7 separate regions of the Homo sapiens genome follow, and all the other regions are linked to region 4. The links are chromatin loops, found by intact Hi-C in ENCODE. Cell type or tissue: mammary epithelial cell. All regions are shown on one strand.

Evidence for each region. Peaks named below come from ENCODE experiments on the same cell type or tissue, not always from the same donor. Only the 100,000 strongest peaks of a DNase experiment are listed, where the experiment ranks them.
Region 1: a loop joins it to region 4, with 32 times the contacts of the local background. A loop is called at or near these places in 4 of 110 quality-filtered maps.
Region 2: a loop joins it to region 4, with 19 times the contacts of the local background. A loop is called at or near these places in 7 of 110 quality-filtered maps.
Region 3: a loop joins it to region 4, with 4 times the contacts of the local background. A loop is called at or near these places in 4 of 110 quality-filtered maps.
Region 5: a loop joins it to region 4, with 18 times the contacts of the local background. A loop is called at or near these places in 3 of 110 quality-filtered maps.
Region 6: it touches region 4 in a loop (12-fold over the local background); 37 of 110 quality-filtered maps call a loop at or near these places.
Region 7: it touches region 4 in a loop (1.8-fold over the local background); 6 of 110 quality-filtered maps call a loop at or near these places.

The regions. Positions count from the first base shown.
Region 1 is chr6:102,847,772-102,851,771 of GRCh38, forward strand. No RefSeq gene overlaps it. Among named protein-coding and RNA genes, the nearest start is that of GRIK2, 1.5 Mb to the left of the region's middle. In mammary epithelial cell, a CTCF peak has its summit at 2,299 (motif pointing right); no DNase peak of the experiment used is centred here; H3K4me3 peaks cover 196 bases.
Region 2 is chr6:104,001,904-104,005,903 of GRCh38, forward strand. No RefSeq gene overlaps it. Among named protein-coding and RNA genes, the nearest start is that of HACE1, 860 kb to the right of the region's middle. In mammary epithelial cell, a CTCF peak has its summit at 2,396 (motif pointing left); no DNase peak of the experiment used is centred here.
Region 3 is chr6:104,230,466-104,234,465 of GRCh38, forward strand. No RefSeq gene overlaps it. Among named protein-coding and RNA genes, the nearest start is that of HACE1, 630 kb to the right of the region's middle. In mammary epithelial cell, a CTCF peak has its summit at 1,741 (motif pointing right); no DNase peak of the experiment used is centred here.
Region 4 is chr6:104,523,992-104,527,991 of GRCh38, forward strand. LOC105377918 (a long non-coding RNA gene) reads right to left here and starts at 3,481. Exons shown (of 5, transcript XR_001744272.2): 1 at 3,283-3,481. In mammary epithelial cell, CTCF peaks have their summits at 1,913 (motif pointing left) and 3,951; a DNase peak (open chromatin) is centred at 1,890; H3K4me3 peaks cover 240 bases.
Region 5 is chr6:103,795,626-103,799,625 of GRCh38, forward strand. No RefSeq gene overlaps it. Among named protein-coding and RNA genes, the nearest start is that of HACE1, 1.1 Mb to the right of the region's middle. RefSeq lists an enhancer at 1,959-2,460. In mammary epithelial cell, a CTCF peak has its summit at 2,345 (motif pointing left); no DNase peak of the experiment used is centred here.
Region 6 is chr6:104,769,209-104,773,208 of GRCh38, forward strand. It overlaps HACE1 (HECT domain and ankyrin repeat containing E3 ubiquitin protein ligase 1), which reads right to left. Exons shown (of 24, transcript NM_020771.4): 18 at 2,717-2,866; 19 at 1,985-2,181. Among named protein-coding and RNA genes, the nearest start is that of HACE1, 89 kb to the right of the region's middle. In mammary epithelial cell, a CTCF peak has its summit at 2,241 (motif pointing left); no DNase peak of the experiment used is centred here.
Region 7 is chr6:104,681,010-104,685,009 of GRCh38, forward strand. No RefSeq gene overlaps it. Among named protein-coding and RNA genes, the nearest start is that of HACE1, 180 kb to the right of the region's middle. RefSeq lists an enhancer at 2,065-2,359. In mammary epithelial cell, a CTCF peak has its summit at 2,226 (motif pointing right); no DNase peak of the experiment used is centred here.

The DNA.
Region 1 (4,000 bases), 1.7 Mb before region 4:
CATTTGATGGTTTAAAAAAACATTGTATTGCTTAATTTGTTTTGGGCCTGATTACTAATGTACAGAGATTTCCATTTCTGTCTTCTATTAATATAAACACTTTATCATGTGTTTATTAACTATTTATATTCATTTTGGGGATATAACCATTTCAACCTTTGCTCGACTTAAAATTGAATGATTTTACATCACATTAATCATTTATTATAATTAATTCATTTCAGCTTATCTCTTGTATTATAATTTAAGTTATGGAGCAGTGTGCCATATGTAAGAATTTAATTTTTAGGTTGTTAATTTTGTCAGTCTTTACTTTTACACTTTCTGAGTTTTGTGTCGTTCTTAGGAAGTAATTTGTGTTTGTGTGTGTGTGTATACGTGTATTCACATGTGTGTCTGCTTTTTGTTAGTTTTGTTTTCCTACCTCAGAGTTAACAAGTATTGTCATATCATCTGATTGTTTTTGTTTTATTTTGTCTATTTTTTTTACTTTTCATGTTTTTTTTTTATTTAATACTTTAATTATGCTTATTCCCCTCAAATAGCCGTACCTACAGCATTATTTAGACATCTAACTTTTTGGAAACAATGACCAATTTCCTGAACCATGTCAGTCAGTTCTGCTATAATGCAACGTATGCATTTCTAAAAATCATTATGCTATGCAAAAATGGCCCAATAAAAGTCATGGGTCTTATTAGAAAAATGGGGTTGAAAGAAATATACTAAAAAACCTAATTAGCGACACAGAGAAAACAAAAATGTAGGAACACAATGAAACACAGTGGCATAGTTTTATCCATGTTAAATGGTTCACAAACATGAATTCTACAATTGATACGATACATTACTTAGAAAAGAGTTGAATTTTCTGGAGGTGAGTGTAGGAATGATTGCAGCTTATGTGTTATTGTGAAGTGATGGGAGGGGTGTCTCTGGAATCATATGGAAAGTTCTAATATTTAATGTGGATGGGTGTGGCTCATAGCACACATGAACTAAGGTATCTAAAAATTGAAATGCGTGAATATGTTTTCTGTATTTCTATGAGACTGTTCTGTGTGGTGCAGTTTGCTGCATTCATTTAATGCTTCTCTGGAAAGAAATAGCACATAAGCAATCAGGAAATTTGCATTATACTCAAATTGTTCTGTAATATGTCAATTGCATAGGAATGAAGGCCTTTTTGTAAAAGCACGTGTTGTGTAAGCACTGACTATAACTAGAAATGTGACCTGAATCATTGTTTATGCCTTTATGTATCCATGAGTCATTTTCTGTATTTTCTATTTACTTCCTCTGATCTATTTGTTTCCTGAACAAAGTTATATGTCCAGTTTTTATATTCAATGGTATCAATTTTCTATTTTCTTTTTAAGTATATTTTGACCTTTTCATATATTTTATTGTTAACATACATTTTGCAATTTTTATTTAAGTTCTACAAAGTCCTGGTGCACTCTCATTAAAAAAGCACTAAATATATAAAGTGAGAGGATATATTTTTGCAACATCATGATGCAGCTTCCCCAGCCCCTAAATTTCGTGGCATTTCTGACTTAATTCAGACTAGTAACCCTGAGATACCAGTGTCAGCTCTAGAGTTACCCTATCAGAGCACAATTCCATCTGGCTTTGGAAAATTTTCATTTATCTTTTGTCACCGTAATAGGTAGAACTAGGCCATTCTAGCACATTTCTGAGAAAATACTGTGAGTTGGGTGGAACGGGAGGACAATATATTCTTGTCGTCCATTTCCCACATTCCTAGGCAGTGAGTGAGGGTTTCTGAAGAGACCCCAACTTAGGGTACAATTTAGGGTCTGATAGTTGTTTTTTTTTAATCTTTGTTCCATGGCTTTAAAGTTAAAGACTCCAAAAATATTTTATTCCTTTTGAACTTAAACAAACATGAAATTATGATTAACAAAACAGAAAAAAGTACTATAATAAGGATAAAGGTAAGGCGGTAAGTTAGAACAGGAAATGGAACTACTAAATCGAGCAAATGTAATTAAAAAATAATACAGGAGATAGACAATTGTGCTAAGTTAAATAGTGGGTTTTATTTGATAAACAGAAAAGTGAAATAAACATGACAGATTGAAAGAATATTGTAAATCAATGTTTTGAGTGATGGATCGTCATATGTGTCTATTTTTTGGAACATGGAGTCATCCAGAATAATTAGAGGGTCATGAGTTTAGAGGAAAGTATTGAGATAGGAGTCTGAAGTAGCAGAATGGACTTAGTAGACTATACACGAGCTTGCATTGAAAGGCACTAAGACACAATACATTAAAGCCACTAGAGGGAGGCCTAGGCGGGCGGATAACGAGGTCAAGAGCTCCAGACCATCCTGGCTAACACGGTGAAACCCCGTCTCTACTAAAAATACAAAAAATTAGCCGGGCGTGGTGGCGGGCGTCTGTAGTCCCAGCTACTCGGGAGGCTGAGGCAGGAGAATGGCGTGAACCCGGGAGGCGGAGCTTGCAGTGAGCGAAATCGCTCCACTGCACTCCAGCCTGGATGACAGAGCGAGACTCCGTCTAAAAAAAAAAAAAAAGCCACTAGAGATGTATGTCGAATTATGCAAATATTATGAATATGAGGAAGAGAAAGGAGGATTTACTCATGTGAAAACATTAAGGAAGTAAATTCTGTCCAATACAAAGGCAAAGAGACCTCATAAAGGACTTGTGAAACTAAGGTATAAAAACTTATGTATTTTGTTAGAGTGAGACTTTGCCCCAAACTTCCTAGGCTCAAAGTCAGCTCCAATATATCCCAGCTGTCAAGATCTTAAGTAAGTTAGGTAACATCACTAGCCTGTGTTTTTTCATCTTTAAAATGGGTTAAAGATAATAATACTTCATAGATTATTGTGAGGTTTCAAAACAGAATCAACACAAATAAAACAGGAATATTTCTGATACATAGAATGTGATTCATAAATATTAATTAGTATTTTTATTTTGATTATCATTGTTGCTGCTGCTGTTGTCATAACCTCATTCTAAGGAAGAGGGCAACAATGTCCCTTCTCTGTATTAGTGATCCACATTCATTTAAACCTCTTTGTACACCTCTTCTATTATATTTATAACTTACTATAATACTTTTTGCAATTTTATCTCATCACTTCAAGTCACCTGCTATTAATGCAGAGCACACTGATACAATGAGAATAATACCTATTTACTCATAAAGTTATAAAGATGCTCATTTAAAAATATTTTTATCTAGTCAGTTTTCTTCAATCAGAGTTCACTGTTGCTTGACATCCTAAAACCTAAGGAAATTCTCTGGAGTTTCTTTCCATATTGAATATAAAGCTCTTATTTATTTAATTCAAACTCAGTTTATGCTCAAATATGCTTTAATAATAGACCTATGTAATTTTTCCCAAATTTAATTCTCCTTCATTTCTCTAGTATATTTAAATGAAACAAAACTTTTAGGGACTAGCTTAAATAAACAAACTTTCTCAAAGCTATTTATCATAAATGTGTTGAACAAATAAAAATCTTTGCTCTGGTTGAAATGCACTGTGGTAATCAGGATAACGTTAAACATGACTGTCACAATCACATTTAGATGACCTATCTTTGTTTTCTCTTCCCGTACTCCCTCTCTCTCAGATTATCCACATGAAAGCTTTCTTTGTATTCCAGTTAATCTTTTCCCCACCTGAATCGAAAATGCTACGTCTCCCATCACAACTGGCTTTTGAAAATAATAATAATAAAGTTACAAAGAAAGGATTAGGATAATAGGCTGAGAAAAAGAAACACACAGAAGAACCAGCAAGAATTAAAACTCCTGTTTATATTTGTGTGTTGGCAATAACAATCAGGAGACCAGCAAAAAAATAGATAGGAAACAGTTTAAGCAGAACACAGATAAATAAATAGAATGTTTTGAAAATTATATCCACATTGAATGCATTTGGAAATTTTCTATGGTGTGCCAACTTCTTTATAAAATATATATATATATA
Region 2 (4,000 bases), 520 kb before region 4:
TGATTCTTCTCTCTTTTCTTCTTTATTAGTCTTGTTAGTGGAAGAACATTCCAAGCTCATGGATAGGAAGAATCAATATCATGAAAATGGCCATACTGCCCAAGGTAATTTATAGATTCAATGCCATCCCCATCAAGCTACCAATGACTTTCTTCACAGAATTGGAAAAAACTACTTTAAAGTTCAGATGGAACCAAAAAAGAGCCCACATTGCCAAGTCAATCCTAAGCCAAAAGAACAAAGCTGGAGGCATCACGCTACCTGACTTCAAACTATACTACAAGGCTACAGTAACCAAAACAGCATGGTACTGGTACCAAAACAGAGATATAGACAAATGGAACAGAACAGAGCCCTCAGAAATAATACCACACATCTACAACCATCTGATCTTTGACAAACCTGACAAAAACAAGAAATGGGGAAAGGATTCCCTATTTAACAAATGGTGCTGGGAAAACTGGCTAGCCATATGTAAAAAGCTGAAACTGGATCCCTTCCTGACACCTCATACAAAAATTAATTCGAGATGGATTAAAGACTTAAATTTTAGACCTAAAACCATAAAAACCCTAGAAGAAAACCTAGGCAATACCATTCAGGACATAGGCATGGGCAGGGACTTCATGTCTAAAACACCAAAAGGAATGGCAACAAAAGCCAAAATTGACAAATGGGATCTAATTAAACTAAAGAGCTTCTGCACAGCAAAAGAAACTACCATCAGAGTGAACAGGCAACCTACAGAAATGGGAGAAAATTTTTGCAATCTACTCATCTGACAAAGGGAGGATGTACAAAGATTCTGTACATCCAGAATCTACAAAGAACTCAAACAAATTTACAAGAAAAAAGCAAACAACCCCATCAACAAGTGGGTGAAGGATATGAACAGACACTTCTCAAAAGAAGACATTTATGCAGCCAAAAGACACATGAAAAAATGCTCATCATCACTGGCCATCAGAGAAATGCAAATCAAAACCACAATGAGATATCATCTCACACCAGTTAGAATGGCGATCATTAAAAAGTCAGGAAACAACAGGTGCTGGAGAGGATGTAGAGAAATAGGAACACTTTTACACTGTTGGTGGGACCGTAAACTAGTTCAACCATGTGGAAGACAGTGTGGCGATTCCTCAGGGATCTAGAACTAGCAATACCATTTCACCCAGCCATTCCATTACTGGGTATATACCCAAAGGATTATAAATCATGCTGCTATAAAGACATGCACACGTATGTCTATTGCAGCACTACTCACAATAGCAAAGACTTGGAACCAATACAAATGTCCAACAATGATAGACTGGCTTAAGAAAATGTGGCACATATACACCATGGAATACTATGCAGCCATAAAAAAGGATGAGTTCATGTCCTTTGTAGGGACATGGATGAAGCTGGAAACCATCATTCTCAGCAAACTATCACAAGGACAAAAAACCAAACACCGCATGTTCTCACTCATAGGTGGGAATTGAACAATGAGAACACTTGGACACAGGAAGGGGAACATCACACACCTGGGCCTATTGTGGGGTGGGGGGAGGGGGGAGGGATAGCATTGGGAGATATACCTAATGTAAATGATGAGTTAATGGGTGCAGCACACCAACATGGCACATGTATACATATGTAACAAACCTGCACATTGTGCACATGTACCCTAGAACTTAAAGTATAATAAATATATATATATATATATATATATATAAAAATTGTTATGTGATGCATGGCTGTATTTTTAAGCAGTGTGTTTAAATTTATATACACTGTTTTAAGCAAAAGTAGTGTTCTTAAGTTGGAAAATCATATGTTAAATATTAGCTTTTAGTACAATTTATTGTAATGGAAATTTTGACAGGTACTTCTGGTACTTAACCAAATAAGTGATAGTTCCTCTAGGCTACTGCTTACCAAAGGGGCATATACATTACAGTAAACAAAATCATGTGGAGTTCAGATGATCATTCTTAGAAACTTGATTGAATATAGTCTTGTCTTATCTTACTTCAATATTCAACTATTCAGTTCCCTAGGAGAATATCATGAAGTTTAGACCTTCTATGTATTTAAAATAATGCTGAGATATGCTAAATTATATTGCATTAATCCTTTAATAACTATTCCTTCAAAAAGGTGGAGGGAAAGTAGTCTGCTGCCTATTTGTATGGCTTAGTTTATATTTTAACAAACTATAGGTTGGTATGGTCCCCTTCATGAATATGCATATGTGGTACAAAGACATGATATTGACATAAATAATGTAATGATTCATTACTTCTTTTGAAAAATCATCATTCGATTTCTGAAATTAAGCCATTACCTGGTTCCTTCTGGCAGCTACTATTCTAGAGTCTTTCTCTCTCTCTCTCTTTATCACGCCACCACCAGGTGGCCTATATTTCTATGTTTCTTTTCTTCTTTGGGAAGAGGGGAGAAGGATTCTGAGGTTGGGTGCTATGTTACTCTCAGAAACCCTGAATGGTTACCCGCCTATTGGGACTCTACCTGCTTACCTTGTAGAAACTGGTCAATTCTTAAAGGTGAGTGATTTGTTGACCTGTTTGCTTAATTTCCCACATTTCCTTTGTAGTTTTCAGGCATCTGGTGTTTCTCAACTAAAATTAAATATTGTAAAATGTGGCACACAATTGTTAAAATACAAAATAATTTTCTTTCTTTTCTTCAAATATGATGTGAAAGTGGAGTCCTAGACCCTAGGATACCAAATCATTTTCAGTAAATGCTTCACTGTAGTGTATATTAACAGTTGGATATCGCATCCCATTCTGCCAACTTCTAGATGCTGAGGTAGGAAAAGAAGAGGTGCTGAGATTGTAGTGGAACACTCATCAGTGGGGTCAGGGCTCCTGCTGAGATGGCCACTGGGTCTCATGCTCTTGGGTACAGCTGGTGGCAAGTTCCTGTAATCAGAAGCCATCACTAGCAGAAAGACTCTACAGTCATTTTAATCAGTCTTTGGCAAAGCTGGCAGTAAATGTACTAAGTGGATACATTTTCCTGAAAATTGCCACTGTAGCTTTAGTGTTCTGCTTGAATTGAGGCAGCATGATATAATGCAGAATCAGAGAGGATAGAATCAAACATTCCACTGGTTCTCAGCCTACATTTATTCTATAAAATTATTCTGTTTCTTGATCCAGGGAACAGCACTGTAAATTATTCACAAGGTAGATATCCAGAAGGCATATACAGCATATCTGAAGTATTATTTAAATGCACCCTAGAATATTTATACAATAGTAAAGAGTTGAGAAATGAGATATTTTCTGTTTCATTTAAGCAAAATATGCAAGGTTAATTCTATTAAAATTTTAGGGCTTTTTTCAGCTATATGTATGTTATTTAAACTATCTAATGATTCTATAAGGCTTTAATAAAAAACAGCAGCCTCCTCTTCCTCGCTCCTCACCCTACTTCATAACAGCAAAGGTTTTCATCTCTTAGCTAGTGAGCTAGGTACAGGATTCAAGTATTTACCCCATAATTCTAAAGCAACATGTTTATTCTGCTACATCAAGATTTGTTTCCATTTCCTATATTTTCTATTGACTTTCTATTATGGAAGATGGAGATGTACTTCTCCTATGTTTCTGTTCTCACTCACTTCTCCTCCATCCATCTTTCAAAGTATAATTTTGATTAAACCAGCATTCAGTGTTTAAATTATTATTACTATTTTAACATAACTCAGAGATGAGCCATGATAAGTATTAGAATTACATTTCCTGTCTTGTCTGATGTTTTGTTCTTCCTGGGGTTCTTAATTACTTCAGTTTCCCCATTGCCTAGTTTTTTCATCTATCATTCATTTTCCTCCTTAAATGCAAATCTTTTTTCAACTCATTAAAAAACGAGTAATCTCTCAGCTTTTTTCAGTATGGAAACTTGTTCCTTGCTCTACTAAAAACTTATAAAATATACAAAAGATAATAGGAATAACTTTGTGAATACCCATGTACCCACCCAC
Region 3 (4,000 bases), 290 kb before region 4:
GTAATTACTGCTTCCTGGTCCCATAAGGCTTCTTCAGGTTTCCTTCCAAAAGTAAATATTAAAAAAAATTCTCACACAGAACTTTCAAAACATACCCAAAAGATACAAAATGAAGAGTAATGCTGTATTTCAAGCAGCTTTCATGTGTCAAGAAAAGAATACCTGCTGGTGTCTTATTCCATAAGGAGCCAGGCAGATACGTGACCCTCCTCTGAAGCACGAACTCTATATAAACTCTCTCAGAATCTCTCTTACCCTACTAACCCCATACCAACTTATTTCTGAAACGCATGTCATTTAGGTTAATTTTATGTGTCAACTTGACTGGACCAGGGTATGACCAGATGTCTGGTTAAACATTATTTCTGAGTGTGTCTGTGAGGGTGTTTCTGGATGAAATCAGCATTTGAGTCAGTGGACTCAGTGAAGTAGACTGTCCTTTCCAGTGTGGTAGTGCATTGTCCAATTCAGTGAGAAGAGAACAAAAGGTGGAGGATTTTGGTCTTTTTTTTCCTTCTTGCCTGCCTTCTTGAGATGGGAAGTTAGTCTTCTCCTGCCCTTAGACTGGGGCTTATACCATAGACTCCCCTAATTCTCAGGCCTTTGGACTTAGACTGGAATTTCACCACTAACTGTCCTAGATCTCCAGCTTACAGATGACAGATTGTAGAACTCCTCAGCCCCCATAATCATATGAGCCATTCCTCATAATAAATCTATCTACCTACCTACCTGTCTTCCTACGTATCTCTTATTCATTCTGTTTCTCTGCAGAACCCTGACTAATACCCAGGTAAATTTTTAGCGTAGCCTCGGTAGCCAGATTAGAAAGTCCCCATCTGGAAGTGCTGCCTGTGATGGGAATCACTGCAGTTAACACGTGTCCCTTAGCTCTTGCAAGAGGTAGGCCTTCTGCCTTTGGCTCTGACAAGGTGCAGGAGGCCTACCCCTTTAGCATCTCTAATGGTGTCACAGTCTCACAGCTTGGCACTCTGGCTTGTTGTGGTTAAGTGCTGTTTTGCTAGAAAACATCTGAGCATAATACGACAAAATATTTGTTTTCTCCTCAACATCAGCACATGTTTGACCTGTTAGAATTTCTAAAATGCCAAAGTAGCAAGGTGCTACAAGTTAGAACTAACAGATATGCAGGTTCTCTTGGAACTCTGCTTTCAATTTTTCTCTTTTCAAAAATCTATTGATGCTTCAGATGTTAGCAGAGGAGTATCAGGAGCTATTGTTTACTGAAGGAAAGACGATTGACCTTTGACAGCAACTCATGGCTGGCATTTTGGATATTAGTCACCTATTTCTTTTCATTCTTTGTATAAACATATATTAAGCACCTGCCATGCAGTAAGCATTTGAGTAACAAAGGTTAACAAGACATACTTTCCATGTCCTTGAGCAATTTACAGCCTAGTGCAAGGGACAGAAATGTAGAGAATTCAGTTACATAACTTAATGCATAAGAAAAAACTGAAGCAATAAGAAAACACTCTTTAAGCATATTAGGAGGGCAAATCAAGTTGAGAAAACATTTTAAAGAGAAAGTGTCCTCTGAGATGACTTTTAAGATTAGAGGTTTATGAACCAAAGAAAGAGCTGGTGCCTAGGCATGACCTGTGACAGGCTCACAGCAGTCTTTCTCCATCTCATCACTATTGGCACCTGGGGCTGGATAACACTGTTTTGTGGGCTGTCTCGTGCATTGTAGGATGTTTAGCAGCACCTCTGGCCACTGCCCACTAGGTGCCAGTAATACATATACATACACAGACACAGACACACACACACACACACACACACACACACACACACACACAGAGTTATGACTATCAAAAATGTCTCCACATGTTTACTAAGTATCTCATGGGGTAGAAGGCAAAATGGCCCCTTGTTCAGGATTGAGAACAACTGTTCTATATGATGCTAATTAAAGTATCCAATATGGGCAGGGACTAGCTGACACCGAGTGAGGGGGAGATTGAAGCTAGACTGTGAAGGACCATATATACATGCTAAAGTTATACTGAATTATTTGGGATATTTTACAAGTAGTCCTAGATTTTTATTCATATTAATTTGCAATGTTTCTTCAAATAAACTCCCTCCTAATAAGGACATTTCAAGAAGTCTAACATCAAGCATATCGGATTTTAATCAATTTCCAAGTGTACCCTAGGAAAGGCTACTTCCAGCTTCTAGTATATGTCTGGCTGCACAATTATGTTGCCTCCAAAAAAAAAAAATAATAATAAAGAAAGAAAAAAACAGAAAGGCAAAAGAAAGCCCAAAATTAAGTTGGGCTCAGCAGGAACGGCACTTAATAACTATTTGTTGAATGAATGATTGAATGAATTAATGCACCAGCCAATTAATTAACTAAATGAAAAGGAGTGAAGGGGAAAATTCAGAAAAAGAAAGAGGTAGATAAGACAGAATAGTGGGGAGAAAAGAGGACATTTTCTATCAAAGTAATAATAAATTTTTTCATGTGTAACTAGAAAATTGCCTCTGAAGAGCACTAAGCAACAGCATCTTTGTTGGCAAAACAATATATTTTCCCAAGGGAACTGTTGAAGGAATTAATACTTGCTAGGATACAAAAGTTCTGATATATTGCTGAAAACTCAGTCTCACTAGATGTTCATTCCTTAAAAATGACTAACAAAATGGGAAAAAAAAAGAACACTAAATTTCAAACTGCTAGCCATGATTTTAAGGCAAAGGGTAAGACTTGTGCCTGAGTTGGAAAGACCAGATATTATATACTCAGTATCAAGCTATAGATTGTGTACTCTTGAATTTGGCCATCATTTAAGCCACAGCTTTGAGACTCAAACTGTGAAACAACTGTCTGGTAAGGATCAAAGGATAAAAAATATAGCACAAACAAGTTTCCTGCATTTTAAAGGCAGGATTGCCCTGCACAGCATCAGTACGCAAGGGGAAGGCACTGGAGCTGAGGAGACACAGCTCAAGAAAGACTTTCTTCTTGAAGGTTGGAAGAATTTTATGTTGAATGACTCTGCTCACCTCAGGAAAATTTGCAAAAGAAAAAGAGGACAACACAAAGAGACATCTATGGATACATTTGCTCAAAAAGTTATCTGGTGGCCTTAGGTACCCCAGGGTGTCTCCCCAAAAGAGGCCTTTTTATTATAAATCCTCTGACTCTAGTTAAAGTGGGCTCATACTTCACTGTCTCTAGGAGAAGTAAAGAAAGAAACATGAAGTTATGAACCATAATTTCATGCTAGTTTTGTCTAGTTACAGTGTTTCTTGGTGAAATCTCTTTTTATACATACTGAACTATTCTATTCTTATTTTATATAAGGATATAACATATTATAGTTGGTTAAATATTGTGTCCATGATCCTTAAATAATTTGTGAATTAAGTTCTTTGTCAGAAACATGACTACAAAGTTTTTTTAGTATTATTTTAGTGAATGTATCTTAAAATTGCATTCACTCTAACATAAACTACTTTAGCTAGAAACAAAATGTACAGCAATAGTGCAGCACTAAAGAAACTTTTACTTTGTATTATCAGGTTTAGAACAATAAATAAAGATCATATTTGTAGAGCCTCAGAAAAGCATGTGATCCATCTCTCCAGAGGTGATGTCTTGCTTTTCATCAGAGCCTTAGGCCCTTAGTAATTAAAGTTTGAAAGACTTTAAGATCCAATTTGTATAACAACACTAAGTTGAATGCAGGCTTCCGTCAAATAAATATTTTATATTTTTTATATTTTCAAAATAATTCCTTAACTATTATAGAAAATATGTCAATACAAAAAGGCATAAGGTGAAAAAAAATCACTCTAATTTCACCACTAATATTTTGACACAGAAAAAAGTCACCTCTGATCCCTCTACTAATATTTTAATGTAGTGTCTTTCAGTCTTGCTCTATTGCATTTTTTTGCTTTGCTTTGCTTTTAGTTTGATGTTATACAAAAATAATTTCCCCAAGTTTTTTGAAACTGTCCC
Region 4 (4,000 bases):
GTAAATTAGGTAAATACAAAGAAAATTGAGCAAACCTAAAACCAAGCAATTTTCAATCCAAGAAAACAAAAACAAAAAATAGGAAGCAAAATGAGTGATATTTTATATGTTACCTGGCTCAACAATGATTAGCATTTGCATGATCCTCAGAACATAGACGATCAAAGAGTGATTAAGCTGAAAGTGAAATGTAACTAAATTTAAAGGTTTCAGCAGGAAGTATTCATGTGTATGGTTAGGGATTATGGTTATAAGATTTAGCAAATAAAAATACAGGGCACCCACTTAAATGTGAATTTCAAATAGTTAATAATTTGGGAGGTTCCAAGTATTTTATAGATAGTAGTAGAGGGATGAAAACACCTATATCCTCATATTCCATAGTAGAGAATCAAAACTAAAAAAATCAGTAAATAGCATTATAAGTCCAATAAGCAAATAGCAACATATTTGAAATGGGTTGCCTCTGACGAGCAAGAAATTATGACAAGGGGGATTCAGGTGGTATTGTTTATTATACCAATTATATGTTTTTAACAATTTTGTTCTTTCCATGCACATAGAATCCGATCAAAATACAAACTAAATTATTTAATAACTGAAGCAAATATGACAAAATGTTATAATTTGAAAAAGCAGCATACATAGATGTTTATTGTTTTATTCTCAATTTTTTTTCTTGGAAATAATCAGAGCTATCTAAGGAAATTTCGACAAATATTTAAAGACTAATGTTTTGCAAGGTTTCCATATTATTAAACTATTTGGGATTATCGTGATGAAAATTACGGAATAATTTGCAGTCATGTCTTTTTATTTACTTATTCATTCCACATATATTTATTGTTTACCTATGATGTTGGAGAAGCAGACAAGGTTACAGCAAATCAGTTTGCTAGCCACAAAACAGCAAGTATAGACAGATCAACAATGGAAAATTTCACTCCATTCAAGGCAGCTCACGACATGACAAGTCACTCCTCCCTTCCCCAGAGGTCCTACAGACTCATATATTCTTGAGTACAGAAGTGGCACAGGAACTCCTTGAGGGTAGTAACCCACTTCCATTATCTTTAAGGAATCCTTCCTAGTCTGACACAGCCTCTAAAACAGTATCTGAAGAGGAGCTCATGAAATTTGTTAAAGGAGTAGATGAAATTAATCAATGAGTAAATGATTGAATAAACTATATTTTAGAGGCTGTGACAGTTTTCCTTACTGAAAATGATTTTTAAAGTTCATCTAAAAGGCTACTGAATTAACCTTGATGTAATTACTATTTAAGTAATTTTATTAAATAATTTTATTTACCATTTAAATAATTGTATTATGTACTTTTAAATGCCACAGAGGTTTTATGATCGTTTAAATAATTGTATTATATACTTTTAAATACTGCAGAGGTTTTATGACACTGGAATGGAAGAGGAAACAGGGGACCCAGAGGATACCTTAAAGAAACAAACTACAGGACGTGATGGTACAATAGGGGAGAGGAAGAGAGAAAAATCAAAGATGTAGCACAGAAAACACTCAGCTCTGGAACCTGGAAAACAGGCGGTCCCGCTAAGAAAAACGGAAATGTAAAAGAACAGCCAGTTTTGAAGGAAGGCGAGAATTCATTTTTGTGTATATTAATTTATCTATCGTACCTAGGGCCCAGCGACAGTCATGCCGGAAGCATCTCAAATTTTTAAAAATGTAAATGTGAAAAGCAGACAAGCAGTTCCTGCATTTTGTCATCGCAAATATCATCGATTTGATTTCATGAAAGTCTCTTTTACACAACTCTATTTGAGTTTCTGCCTCCGTGAGTTCATTTATCAGGCTCAGCCATCACTTTCAGGAGTCATGGGGGACTGCAGCCCCGCCCTTAGTAAACCGGGTAAGTCCGGGCTCGGCTCGCCTATGCAGGAGTGCCATCTAGTGGTCAGAGAATGTCACTTCAAGCTAGACTACAGGAGGAATAAACAGAAGGGGACCTCAGGAGGAATAAATAGAAGGGGACCTCAGGGACATTCTGCTTTTGTTTCCAATTTCCAGGCGTGCTGTGACTGAAAAAAAGGAAAAACATTCCATTCATTGCCTAGATATGACTTTATGATAGCACGTCCAGTTACAGTGCCAAAAAGTGAAATCCAACGTCTGCTTTTAACGTATTCTTAAATGAGACTGATGTGGTCTAAAGGAGAAAACAGTAAAATCAGCATCGCTTTTTATTTTGAAGTTGTTTATATTTGGCAAAGAATGTGTTTGTGGCCATAGACACCATTTGGCTATCTTCAAATCAAGGCAAAGGTTTACAAATAACGAATTTGTAAATGTCTCACGTATGAATGGGCCCCTTTTCTTTAAAGTCACGCCCTTCATACGGTCTTATGCATACACCTGATTCTCTCTGAAAAAAGCAGCCGTTTTGCTGCCTGATGCCCAAAGTCATCCCTTTGTCTCAAAACGTCCAGAACACTTTGTCAAACCTTTAGAGCTATTTATGTTTGTGTCTTATCTCCCTCGCTAGGCTTTCAGCTTCTTGGGGCAGAGTCCATTTCTGAATCATGCATTAAAAGCTCCAAACAGCTGATTACCAGTGTTTCTAACACCAGGGAATCAAAGCCTCCTTTCAGAACTCAATACCAGCTGTGGATTTCCTCACCAGAAAATACGCACTGTGCACACAACATGCAAAATTTTGCTCGCACTCTCGGGAACTTCAGTAGCCCCTGGAAGCCCATTAACATGCTGTTCAGGTTCAGAAACCTGATCCAAAATAAACTTCTGGAACATAGCCTATTCATAAGTTGAAGTATCCTGTATGGGAAAAACAGGCACGTGTGGAGATACAGAGTAAAGCCTATAAAACTTGACTTCCCCTACATTGTCAACTATTCACCAGAAAAAAGAAAAAAAAATCTATTTCTGCTGATTGAAGCCGAAAAAGGCACAGCTCAAACCTGTGGAAATGAATACAATGTGAAAATGCACCATCCAAAGAGCCAGACATGCCCAAGACCCCTTCCCGTGCAAGGATACTAAGGAAGGCCTGCTACTCCCCCCAGCCCCACCCTTCAGGGCACTCTGGTGTCCTAGTTATCTGACCTAAGTTTAAAAAGAAAAAAATCTTTCCCCCTGTACTTGGCAATATTCAAATTTTTCCAAGGTGCGCTTGCTTACACACTCTCTCTCTTTCTCTCTCTCTTTCTTTCTTTCTCTCTCTCTCTCTCACACACACACACACACAATTAGATGAGGGAAATGTCCAAAGCACAAAAATAGATTTCTTACCCTAAATCTGATCTGGCCATGGGTTGATTTGGATGGCAAAACTGAGATCTTTTGTTTCTACCTTAAGCCTCCCCCAAATCCCCTTCTCAGACTCAGAGCACGGATAACCTATCCCCAGTTTTGGAGCCCTCCTTCCTTCCAAGAAAAGAATGAGACCAGAAAACTCAGTGACATCTGAATCACATGCACAAGAGCTCATTTCGATTGATGGGCCCTCCCGGGGGAAGTTAGGAGAGCTATGTTGGCACTTCCCTCAATCCGTGTCAGGATGTCGATAAAACCACAGACCCCTCACTACCCGCTCTGCACAACGCTTCCTCCTTTTCTCATGGAAGTAGAAGTGTCTTCTCTCCACAGGACATTTTGATTTTCCACAGTGTTTTTCAATAGGCTTTTAAAGTATATATCTATCTTCACAGCAGGGTTCAAATACAAACATTTCATCAGAAGTTAGGCAAATAAAGTTTGGAGAGTTTACAGGAAGAGCATAGCTCCAACCCTCACTCATCAGTTCTGGCACGTCGCAGAGAGAGAAGATACTTAGTGAACACAAAAGTCGGAGTTCTGAGCCTCATTGTGGTTCTCAAATAACTGAGGCTGTGTTATAGGAGAGATGGTACAACCTTGGGCAAGAACACTCCAGAGGAAATTCAATTTCCACATCCGATAGGGGGCGAGGTTGGGCCACATCAGTGTCAGCTCTGACACTGTTAAGCGG
Region 5 (4,000 bases), 730 kb before region 4:
TATGGGAGGTAATGGGTAATGTTAATTAGCTTGATCATCGTAATTTTACAAGGTATACATATTTGAAATCATGTTGTACACTTTGAATATATACAATTTTATGTTTCAATTATGCCTCAATAAAGCTGGAAAAAGAATAATTTTAGTCATCTCAGTCACTGAAAATTGACTTTCTTTAATAATCTTAAATCATTACAATAATTATTCAAAACTTACATAGAGAAAATTAATAAACACTTGTAGGTTGTATTAGTCCATTTTCACACTGCTATAAAGAACTGCCCAAGACTGGGTAATTTATAAAGGAAAGAGGTTTAATTGACTCATAACTCACCATGGCTGGGGAGGCCACAGGAAACTTAGAATCATGGCAGAAGGCAAAGGGGAAGCAAGGTGGGAGAGAGTGAAGGGGGAAGAGCTCCTTATACAACCATCAGATCTCGTGAGAACTCACTTACTATCAAGAGAACAGCATGGGTGAAACAGCCCCTGTGAATCAATTACCCCCACCTAGTCTCTCCCTTGATATGTGGGGATTATAGGGATTTTGGAGATTACAATTCAAGATGAGATTTGGGTGGGGACGCAAAGACTAACCATATCATGAGTATACATCTGGGTGGAGATTTTGACTTCCCCTTCGTAACAGGTTTGTGAAGCAGAAAGAGCCGTGGACTTGAAGCCACAACAAATTTGGTTTTCAGTCCTGGTCTGACTCCACCACTTGCCTGCCAGCATGAACTTGACCAAATTCATTTTGATCTTATCTGATCTAATATATGAGGTGCCATGTTTTTAATGCTTTTTTAACCTGGTGTCCATAAAGACAACAGACTAACAGACTGGCAGATGACTACTGGCATAGCAAAGGAGAAAAATAATGCCATCCCACTGACCTGAGCCCTGTCTTCTGCAGGTTTTCCCCCATCCTATCCACAACCTGGGAAAATTCTCCCAATCAAATCTTAAAAATAACTTCAACAACAGACAAGATGGCAATGGTAATTGTTGGTGTTGTGTGTAGCGGGGAGGAGGTTAAGGTAGAATTTAGGTGATCAATATTTCAGAATATAGCATTTTAGGATGATGATATGAGAATGGATTTCTTTAGTCCTATTTTAAGGTGGCTCCTATACGTTACATGCTGACAGAAATAACATATGGGTATTAGAAAAAAAAACACATGTTACATAAGATATATGCTAGAAATATTTGTATTTTTGTAGCTGAGTCTTTGAGAGCAGGAATCCCAGAAGATATTTTACTGTAAAACATTAGCTTTCAATAGATTGGACTTGGACTATTATCAAGGTTTAATTGTATTTTACTAAATATTACTGTAAGCATTTTAATTAATATTATAATTGCAATTACTATGAATTTTCTACATTCTTTATATTAGGTGTATTTGTGAATTAACTCTTTCACCTTTTTACTCGTGATTTTAATAAATAATATTTCAAAAGAATGTGCAATTGAAAGAATGAAAGTTAGTACCCAGTAACAACAGAGATTTGGGGACTGAAACTTATTCCTACTATCTTAGAACTTAGAATTAAAAAAAAAACTTGTTAAATAAGAAGACAAGAGCAACGTATTTTGAGAAAGTCATTAAGTTTGGTTTATTTTGTTTAACAAATACAATGTATGTTCTCTTTAGGCACATTTTAGAGATCCCTATATTGTTTCTGACTTTTAAAAGCTAATTGAAATGCCAAAGATTTGAGCATGAAGCATTAATTTCATTTGACCTTTTAAGAAAAAATTATTCTTGTTTATTTTTCAGAAAATGAATTAGTCTTCTCTACCAATCATGTTAGAATGAGCCAGGTGGCAGATTATTTAATATCTTGCCTTTCACCTCTGGAGACTAGGGTTTAAATGTGGCTTAAGAAAACACCCAGAAGTGATTTGTGTACATCTCAAAACCCTTACAACTGGGCTTAAGCAGCAATCACTTGCAGCTGTAGAGATGCTCGTTCAAAAAAGCATCAGAAATGTCATAGGACCAAATCAGGGGATTTCAATAAAGGTATAAAGGCCACTCAGACAATCCATGTGGGATAAAGCTTATCAAAATAATGAACCTAAACGTCTGGAACTTTCCTAGTCAATGAAAAATAGCAAAGGAGCTTCCTCGGCTTTTTTATTTTTTTATTTTTTTTCTAAAAAAAAAAAAAAACAAGGAGAAACAAAGAAAAATGAGTAGTCTCAAGTAGATCAGATTAAGTGGTAAAAGCATCCCTAAAGATATGCAAATTACATTGGTAAGTGAAAAAAAATAATAGTAAAAAGTATAGCTTACTAGTGCCCTCTAGTGTACCTTCTCTTCTGCTTTTTGTGGAATGTGTGTGTGTTTTTTGTTTTTTGGTTTTTGGTTTTTTTTGTAATGTTTTCTAGAGTGTAAGCAGGGGTTCTAACATAAATAAGTTTTAGAACAAGTGAAAACTAAAAAAAAAAGCTGTAAATTACTTAAAAATTAAATATTAACATTATTGGAAAAGATAAAAACAGCCAAACTAATAATATTATTACGTGTATTTGCGTCAATAAACTAACATCATTGTCAAATTAAAGAAAGACTGAAAGACAGAAAAATGATACCATTTCCCCCTCCTCATGGATAGGCAAAACAGCCTTTTCCCTGAAAAATGTTTTGCTTCCCAGTAACTCTGTTTTGCATCCTAATTGTACCATGTGCCAACAAAACAGATTGTTTGCTAATTGATATCATAAAGCAAGACAGCCCAGTGAAGGATGATAATTCTGACTACGGCTAGCAGCAGCTGATGTAGAGCTTGATAGAAATGCTGTCATTTTCAACACAAACTGCCTACAACTGACTTTTCACTGTAAATATAGAGATGTGACAGAAGCCTCACACACCCACCTTTATTTTAAAAAATGAACAGATAATTCTGCTACAATACTCTTGTTACCAGTTCTAGTTTAGCTTGTAGCATTTTAAAGAAACTAAGTTTAGGGATATCATTCAGTCTCTGTACACAGCACTGGGGGACAAGGTAAAACCTTTCATCTATAGTCTATAGTCAGATGTAGGCTCATGAATAACATGTTTGCTTATGGATTTCTAGAGGAGAATAAAATAGCCAGAGCATGAACTATCTATCTATTGAAAATTCACAAGATGTCAATAAATTAGAATATAAAAAGTATATTTTACTTCAAGTATTTATAAATTCAGCCACAGCATATGTGAATAATGAAAATTATTCTCATATTTCTATGCATCTTTCACAGCAAAAATACAATATTGCTTAATGGGACTTAGCCTGTCAGCACAAAGAGTCCTTAAATAAAGAATTTTTCTATGTGAAAACTGATATTTTTAGGCATTAATAAATGTCTAGGGTGAAATTCAATGTGATTCAGCACAGAGCAGCCTTTTGAATGTAGGTCCCTAAAGAACAATGGCTATGCAATGCAAATAATTTAGGCAATATAAAATGAGAAAATAAAGACATTTGGATAGAGAGGGAATGCTGACATGGGATGTGAAGGCTTTTAGTATAGTTCTCAAGGAGAAATGTTGAAGTAAAGGGGTGATGTACCACATGCCATAGTATACAGCAACCTTTGTTCAAAAGAGTAACTATTTGTGGTTTAAAAAACTGAATTATCTTTTCTAGATATGCACTTTATTATAATCTCTCCTCAACCTAACTCTTCATTTTATTTTTCTGCAGAGTGAAATCTGATGTAAAAATAGGTGCATTAGACTCAGAATGTTTATGGTAGAAGAAAACATCAGAGACCATGTAGTCACCCCACTCCCAGACTCCCATTACTTAACAAGTAAGGAAACTAAGGCACATAGAGGTGAAATCAAATGTGTTTAAAATCACACAGCAAGTCAGTAGCAGAGACAGAAGGAAAATAAATCTCTAATATTTTATCCATAGTTTTTCAAAGTAGCTATTTTTCGTGCAATAAAAAGTCCTTTAAAATGTCGTTAAAATGGCTTAATTTTCTACTTGTT
Region 6 (4,000 bases), 250 kb after region 4:
ATTTTTTATAGAGATGAGGTCTCACTATGTTGCCCAGGCTTGTCTCGAACTCCTGGCCTCAAGCAATCCCCCTGCCTTAGTCTCCCAAAGCACTGGAATACAATTGTTACTAGATCTTTCCACTTTGTCATATATATCTGAAAGGAGTGACAAACCTCACCAGATATAGTATTCACAGATAAGAATCATGTTTATGGTTCTCTTATCAAAGGCAATCATTGCTTAATAAAGATTCTATGACTTCATTACCCTTAATTGAGGGTAGGCCTCCAGTGTAAAATAAAATAATAAACATGCTACAAGGTGAACAATCTAAAAAAAGATTCTAAAAATATTTTCACTCACTGGCAAATCATATAGGTTTAAAAATTAAGTGTTTAACTATTATAATCTTCTAGAGCTTAACATGACTTACATTAAAAATCAAGTAAGTTCTTCCTCGACACAATTAATTTTGCATATAGTATGAAGAACATTAGACTTGAAATTAGGAGGCTTGGGTTTTGGCCCCAGTTTTGCCATTAACTCTTTAGGATTAGTGTCATTTCATGTAAAATGAGAGGGTAGAATTTAAAATTTCTAAGTATGAATATGTAAGAACTCAACTCCTGACTTTATTTCCAAGAATTCAATCTCTTTTTTTTGTACACTATAGTATCTTAAGTTTCAAAAGGTAAAATTATGTCGCTTGCTAATAAGTTTCCAATTCCCTTTATATATCTGAAACTAAGAACCTATTTTTATAGAAAACTACCCAATACAACTAACTTTTGTGCTGTGCTTTTCATTTTACAAAATGCTAATAACAATTCTGTATGGGAGGTATTATTATTCCAATTCTACAGAAAACTGAGTTCGAAGAATTGTTAAACATAACCCTTTTTAAAATAATCCACATTTTACTAAATCTATAGTTTAAAAAATGGCTCAGTGAACATTGTTTCTTATAGTTAAATTGATTCTGAAGATGTCTTGGAATTATAATTCAGCTAAACAAAAAGGGAGGGGGGCAGTTTAGTATTGTTCAACCAGAAGCTGCTACTTGTAAGCAACAGAACTAGAATTCATATGATATTTTCTAACTCCAAATACCTCATATAACATATTAAAACACCAAGCCATATTAAATCTTAAAGTCATATTATGACTTTGAACAGTGAAATTTAAAACATATGCAAAGATTTTTAAATAATACATATAGAGGAGAGGTAATAATAAATAAAAATAAGGCCGAGAGTGGTGGCTCATACCTGTAATCCCAGCACTTTGGGAGGCCGAGGCAGACAGATCACCTGAGGTCAGGAGTTTGAGACCATCCTGGCCAACATGGTGAAACCCCGTCTCTACTAAAAATACAAAAATTATCTGGGCATGGTGGCGCACCCCTGTAATCCCAGCTACTGAGGAGGCCAAGGCAGGAGAATTGCTCGAACCCAGGAGGCAGAGGTTGCAGTGAGCCGAGATCATACCACTGCGCTCCAGCCTGGGTGACAGAGTGAGACTTCGTCTCAATAAATAAATAAATAAATAATCAAGTTATACAGTCAAAAAAATATCAAAAGGTCGAACAAACTTACTGGATCCCAAAAGTATGTGGAAAGCTTAAACACTGGCATTTCTTTTCTCTATTAGAATTCTTTAATATTACACTTTAAAAACATGAAAGAGCAATTTTTGCAAATATCTTCATTTAAGCTTATATTTCTAATCAAATTTCTCAAAATGCATATGCCCAATTTATACTATCAGCTGAAGTGCTCTCGATTTTTTAGGAACCAACTCAGCACAGCTAGCACAATTATCAAAATAATCCTTTCTAATTCAAAATTTAACATTTGATTGTTTTATTAACTTAAACGTTTTATCTGCTATGATACTGTAATAGTAAAAGTTTTTCTACAAGTGCCAGAAGAATTTAGAGTAACTAGCAAACTATCAGGGCCAAGTTACAAACAATGGTTAAGGTAAAAACTGAAATACTCACTTTATTATTTTGTGTCACAAGAATACTCCCACCCCCAGGTTTCAAAGGCACCTCTTCCATTGCTCCAAACACATCAGTCTCAACAGAAAAAGTTAGTTCTAGACCCAGATCACTTATATCATTATCTAAAATCCATTGCAAATTTTTCGCATATTCTGGATCAATGGATGCCACATCTTGGTAATTTACAGGAATACCTAAAAAATGCAAACATACAGCAGTTATAGTCTGGTTTTGCCTTCCCTTATCTATTTAATGGTAAAATACTGCCCTCTACAGATATTCTGAAAAACTGCAAAATATAATACAATCCTACACACAGCATATTTTAAATGGATTCCTGAATTTGAAAGTCTGTTAAATTAATTCTGTGTTTCTTTCACATTGTTACAATGTAATCTTTCTTTGAAATAACTATTCAGGAAGTTATTATAAACTTCAAAAATGCCAATTATCTTAAGTATACTCACACTGAAATGTATTCTTAGCATAAAAATACACACACAAAAATTGAAAAAAAAAAAAAAAGGCTAACTTAACTAGAGGTGTTTGGAAAAAAAAAAGGTAGGTCATTTTTTTCTCCTTCAAACCCCGAATGGCTTACATATACAGATGGGCTCCAATCAAAATAAAAATTATCTCATCCAAAATACTACTGCTTATCTAGTTTTCCTCAAACTGAAAAAAAAACAATATAAATAAATGTCTGCAGAAATAATAATAGAGCCATACCAAGAATGTGCTTGTAGAAGGATCGTGTGAAGTAAATATTGACCAGCTGCCTGTGGTTCAACGCTAATCCCAAGATCTGCCCAGCAAACCGAAAATAGTTCAAGTGATCAGGATTTACATAAGAGTTGCTATTAGGCTGAAAAGTTGTTCCTATTGAAATAAATACAAAATAATATATTATTAAGAATCTATATGCAGAAGAAAGATTACTTCGATGCAGATAAACTAATTCACATACAACTTCAGCAAAGCTAAGGTTACATTATGTATAAACTTCCAGAGAAATGTTCTTTGTGGAAAATATAACAAGTGGTAAGTAGAATTGGAAGTATAGATGATAATCATTTATTCATACATATTTGTCACAGTAATCTATGGCAGAGAGAAAATTTTAGAGTACTTTTGACTGAAATTAGTTGGAAGATCATCAGAGACACTCTGGAAATAATACAGCAGAGGATCATATACACATACACATACACACACACACACGCACATATACACAGTTTCCTAGGCAGTATGGCAATAGGCTGTTCGCTAGGACAGACATTATCCCATTCATCTGTATGTGCCAGTGCAGTAAGTATTTGCTAGTTTTTGCTGCTTCAGGAGTAGAACACTATGAGAATAACTAAAAACTGTAAATGTACAACTGCTCTTAAGTGACAGGCCTAGTCAATGAACTTGATGCCTGTTAACAATGATTAGAAAATCACCTCAGTCCACAAGGTAACCAAGTCTTTCTAATGGCAAACAATTAAGTTTAAACAATTACCTCTGAGGTGAAAGTAAAAATGGCAAGGGCAATAAGTTACCAATTACTATGAAAATCCAGTGCAATGGAATATGAATCCACTTTTATAAAATATCTAGAATAGGCAAATTTATAGATAGGTAAAGTAGATTAGTAGTTACCTAAGGCTGAGGAAAGGGGATATGGGAGATATTGCTTAACGGGTACAGAATTTCTGCTTGGGGTGATGAAAAAGCTCTGAAAATAGATAGTGGCCGATGGTTGCACAACACTGTGAATGTACTTAAATGCCACTGAATTGTACACTTTCAATAATATAAATGGTAAATTTATATGTGTATTTCACCACCGTAAAAAAAAAGTCTCAAAAAAAAAATACTACTAGTTAAAAGTTAAAACCTAATGCCAAAACCTCAACTTTAAATAACTTTCTTTTCCTATTTTTCCTATTTTTCTGTGATGGTCACTAATTCATATTACAAATTTACTCATCCATTCAACAAACACATAATGAGCTCATGCTATATACT
Region 7 (4,000 bases), 160 kb after region 4:
ACTGTTAAGTCTTTATCTACACTAAACTGGCTTTTTATAAATTGTCAGTCACTTTCAGATACGCTCAAATAATGACCACATAAATTACGGGTAGGCTCTGGGCAGGGTTTTTAAAAGTGTGGTCCTCAAACCACCTACACCAAAATCATTTGGATGCTTGTTAAAAATCATATCCCTACTAAATCAAAACCTCAAAAGGCAACCAATCTGCATTTTTAACAAGTTCACTGGGGATCATGATGCACAATGCATGTGAGAAGCACTGCATTAATAACATATAAGGATACTTAAGGAATACTCCTTTTATCTTACTGCTTATAAAAAGCAAACAATTAAAACATACCAGCTGCTCAGTAATTGAGAACAGGTTTTTCTTCATCTCCTTCACACAAAATGACAGTCAGTGACTTATTTGGCAATTTCAGGAATCTCAGCCATAAGGACTAAATTCTCCAGAAGCCCTTTATTATCTCACACTATGTTAAAGAAATGCTGTTTTTTCAAGAAAGAAATAACTGGATGGTGAAGACGAGAATGATGCTTATGGCCCTTTTGTATCTTTTTTCATTGAAGTCTTATGAATCACACTTTTAATAAAAGATTAAAGAAGACATTTCTGATGCTTTATCATTTACTATTACCTAAATTGAATAAACATTTTTCAATAAAATTTTCACATGACATTGTCAATTCCTTTTTCCCTCTAAGAAAATTACTTTCTATGAAATCGTTTTGGTCTTGACCTTTTCAAGAAGATATAATTTTCCTGCATTTCTATCAAAGAAGGTCACAGTGTCAGAACACAGGGCAGCCTCACAGCAATGCCCTAGAACAATCACAGAATGGACCTGAACAATCCCAGTTATCATCATTTCTTTCAGGCTCTCTACCTTGTCCTTTTGTGATCATGGCAATTTAACTTTAAGCTGTATGGTATTGTTATTAGCTCAATTTATCTCACAGTCAAACTTCAAGCAATCTTTACTATTCAGTACATAGCAGACATGTGTCTTTCAAATTGTTGCCTCATATTCCTGCCTCCTTTCCCTCCAACCATCACATTTATAGGCCTTCCTTAGTGAAAATGATCTAGTATTCATCATTTATACTATAATCTAAGGCAGTGCTGCTCACATTTGAGTGTGCATCAGAATCACCTGGAGGGCTTGTTAAACTGTAGATTGCCGGGCCCACCTCCAGAGTTTCTGATTCAATGGGTCTGGGATGGGGCCTGAGAATTTGCATTTCTAATGTGTTCCCAGATGATGATTATGATGGTGGTCCAGGGACCACACTTTAAGAACCACTGATATAGGTAATTTGCCATCTTTCTTCTGATGCTTTTTCCAGATAATGTTGTGTGTTTTAATTTATATAAATTGCTCCGTGACTCATCAGAGTGAAAATCCTAATTATTAATAACAACTTCTAGACGGTGTATTAGAAACTATGCAAACTGACAACTGATGCAAATTGACAACTGCTTTTGACAGCAGCAGGGCCGCCACACAATTTATTTTCTATTTTCCCACAGAAGACTATGAAACAAAAATTTCAAGTGAGCACCTGAGAACCCTAGCCTTTTACTAACCAAATCTTAACCAGTTGAGTCACTCATCTGTCTCTAGCTTAAGCACTTCCACTCAATTTCTACTTGCCTGCCTTGTCGTCTCAGCTGATCTGTTGGACTTGGTCCCAGTCCATGAAGACCTGCCTCTTTCCACCAGGAGCCCGTGCTCCCTACCACTCTGCAGAAGCTGACCCGCCTTTTTAGGGTCGAGTCATGGGTCGTCTCCATCTTGGCTCCCTGAGGATGAGGCGCTTCTGCCTAACTTCTTCCAGGGCTCCCAGACTTCTCTTCCTCTTGGCTGCCTCCCCTGGTGTGTTCTGGAGAAGAATATTCACTCTCTTGACAAAGGAATTTAAAGAGTGCCAGAGCTGAGGGGGGCCAGGGCCACATTGGGAACTGAGTACTTGAAAGTGCCCCCTCGGCGGATGGCAGGAAAAGGGGAGCATTCACACACAGGGGTATACTGTTGAAGAAATGCCAAGTCCTGCTTTCTTTGATTCTCTTTGAGTGTTTCTTCAAATAAGGTGCCCAGCAGAATGGCTTCTTACCTTCGTATAAGAATGGCACATTCTGCTGAAAGATGTTGCGCCAGGAAGATGGAGATAAAATCCTGAGGAAACCAAGCAACGAGAAAGCCAGGCAACTTCACCAGCAGAGGGCGCCAGACCACCAGCGGCGCCTCACAGGAAGTCCGGGTCTGTAACCACTGGTAACTCTGGGGACAATGAAGGGAGGGGACACTGGATTATTATTATTGTTCCCATGTTATTTATTAAACCTCATGGCCAGAACACTAACAAGCATTGTATAAAAAAAGAGCACAGGACTTGGAGTCTGAAAAGCCAGATTCTAGCATTTTGTAGCTTTTTGGCTTGGCCAAACACCCAGAGCCTCCATTTATTTTCTTACCTATGAAATAGAAGGAAAAAATAATAATCGTAGCAATGGTGTGTGGCTTATCAACTTCACAGGTTTGCTATGAAGGCTGATAAATAAAAGGGAAAAAAAGATCTATAAGCACAAACCTTAGTTATTTCTGGGGTTGTGAACTCAAAAGAAGTATATTAATCTTAAAGGGCAACTCACTCCTCATGCCACAGAATCCGGATGCCTTATCACGTACTTCGGAAAGATACTTATGTTCCAGCCTGCACAGATAGTAGGGATTTGTGGAGTAGGGAGTCCATTCAGAGAGGCACCAAATCCCACTGGGTAATTAATGGTACACGCCATTCCACCCCAATCTCGGGTACTTAAGTGAGGCCGGCAACAGAGAAGATTCTTCACAGTGTGAAGAATCCAGGGGGAAAGATCTAATAGAAAAACCAAATCCAGGGCTGTCCTTCTAAAACAATTACTGGAAAATTGCAGAACCAGTCTGCCCCAGGGAACCTCAGGAAAAATATTACTTCGATTGTGTGATTGCATCTTTCACAGAGCATGCAAGAGCACTGCCGGGCACTGCAAGGCAGAAGCTAAGAGCTCCAGTAGTTATATTATGCCTTTGTGGGATTGCTATGCTTAGCTTATATTGAAAGCAGCACAAAATTAAAATGCCAAAATTAAAAATCACAAATTCTGAACTCAACTACAGGACAGAGTTCCAGGTGATTTCATTCTATTTTCATGTGATGGGCTATTAATTGCAATCACTGCACAGAATTTTTATTTAGGACAGCTAAGGTTTCTCTTGCCTCCAAGCCCCAACCAACGTAGTCCTCTCTGCTGGAGAAATTTCTCTAACCAATCTTCCTGTCATTTGCCTCGTGGGCTCGTTCAAATTGACACCTGAGAGTTAATTTACACCTTCCTGTTTTACAAAAACAATCTAGAAGGTACCTAGCGATCTATCTCATTTGAATTAAAACACTAAATTTCAGTTTTCAGTCTTATATGGATTATATAAATGGGAACCCTTGGGGAGAAGCCCAGATGAACTAGGAAAATTTTACTGTCCTTTCAATTATTTTTTCAACACATCTGTGCTGGTTACTTTTAAATCTACCTCTATCTCTTCTTTAAAATCCAGCTAACAAACAAGTCATTATAAATAGTGCCTTTTTAGAGAAGGAAAACATGTCACCTCTCAATTCTGCTACAAGGAAGTCGTTAATGTAGGTTACTGAATTAGAACAATCTCTGGAGTAGTCATGTCTTTTCTGGTCCTTAGGAATGGGTCTAGGGAACTCTTTAAATTGTAACTATTATGTATTGCAATTTTTTAAAGCTAACATGTATTTATTTTAAGCTCAACATAGCTTTATTTTGGATCTACATAGTAGTGTGCCAAGTAGTGTGACATTGCTTGTTCCCTCCCTTCTGGGGATATGGCAGTACCATGCCTGCTCCTGTGAAGTTGGGCAGGGCCAAGTGAAATGCTTTAGACAAGGACATGAGAGAGGAAGTCCATGTGTCACTTCCCATCAGAAG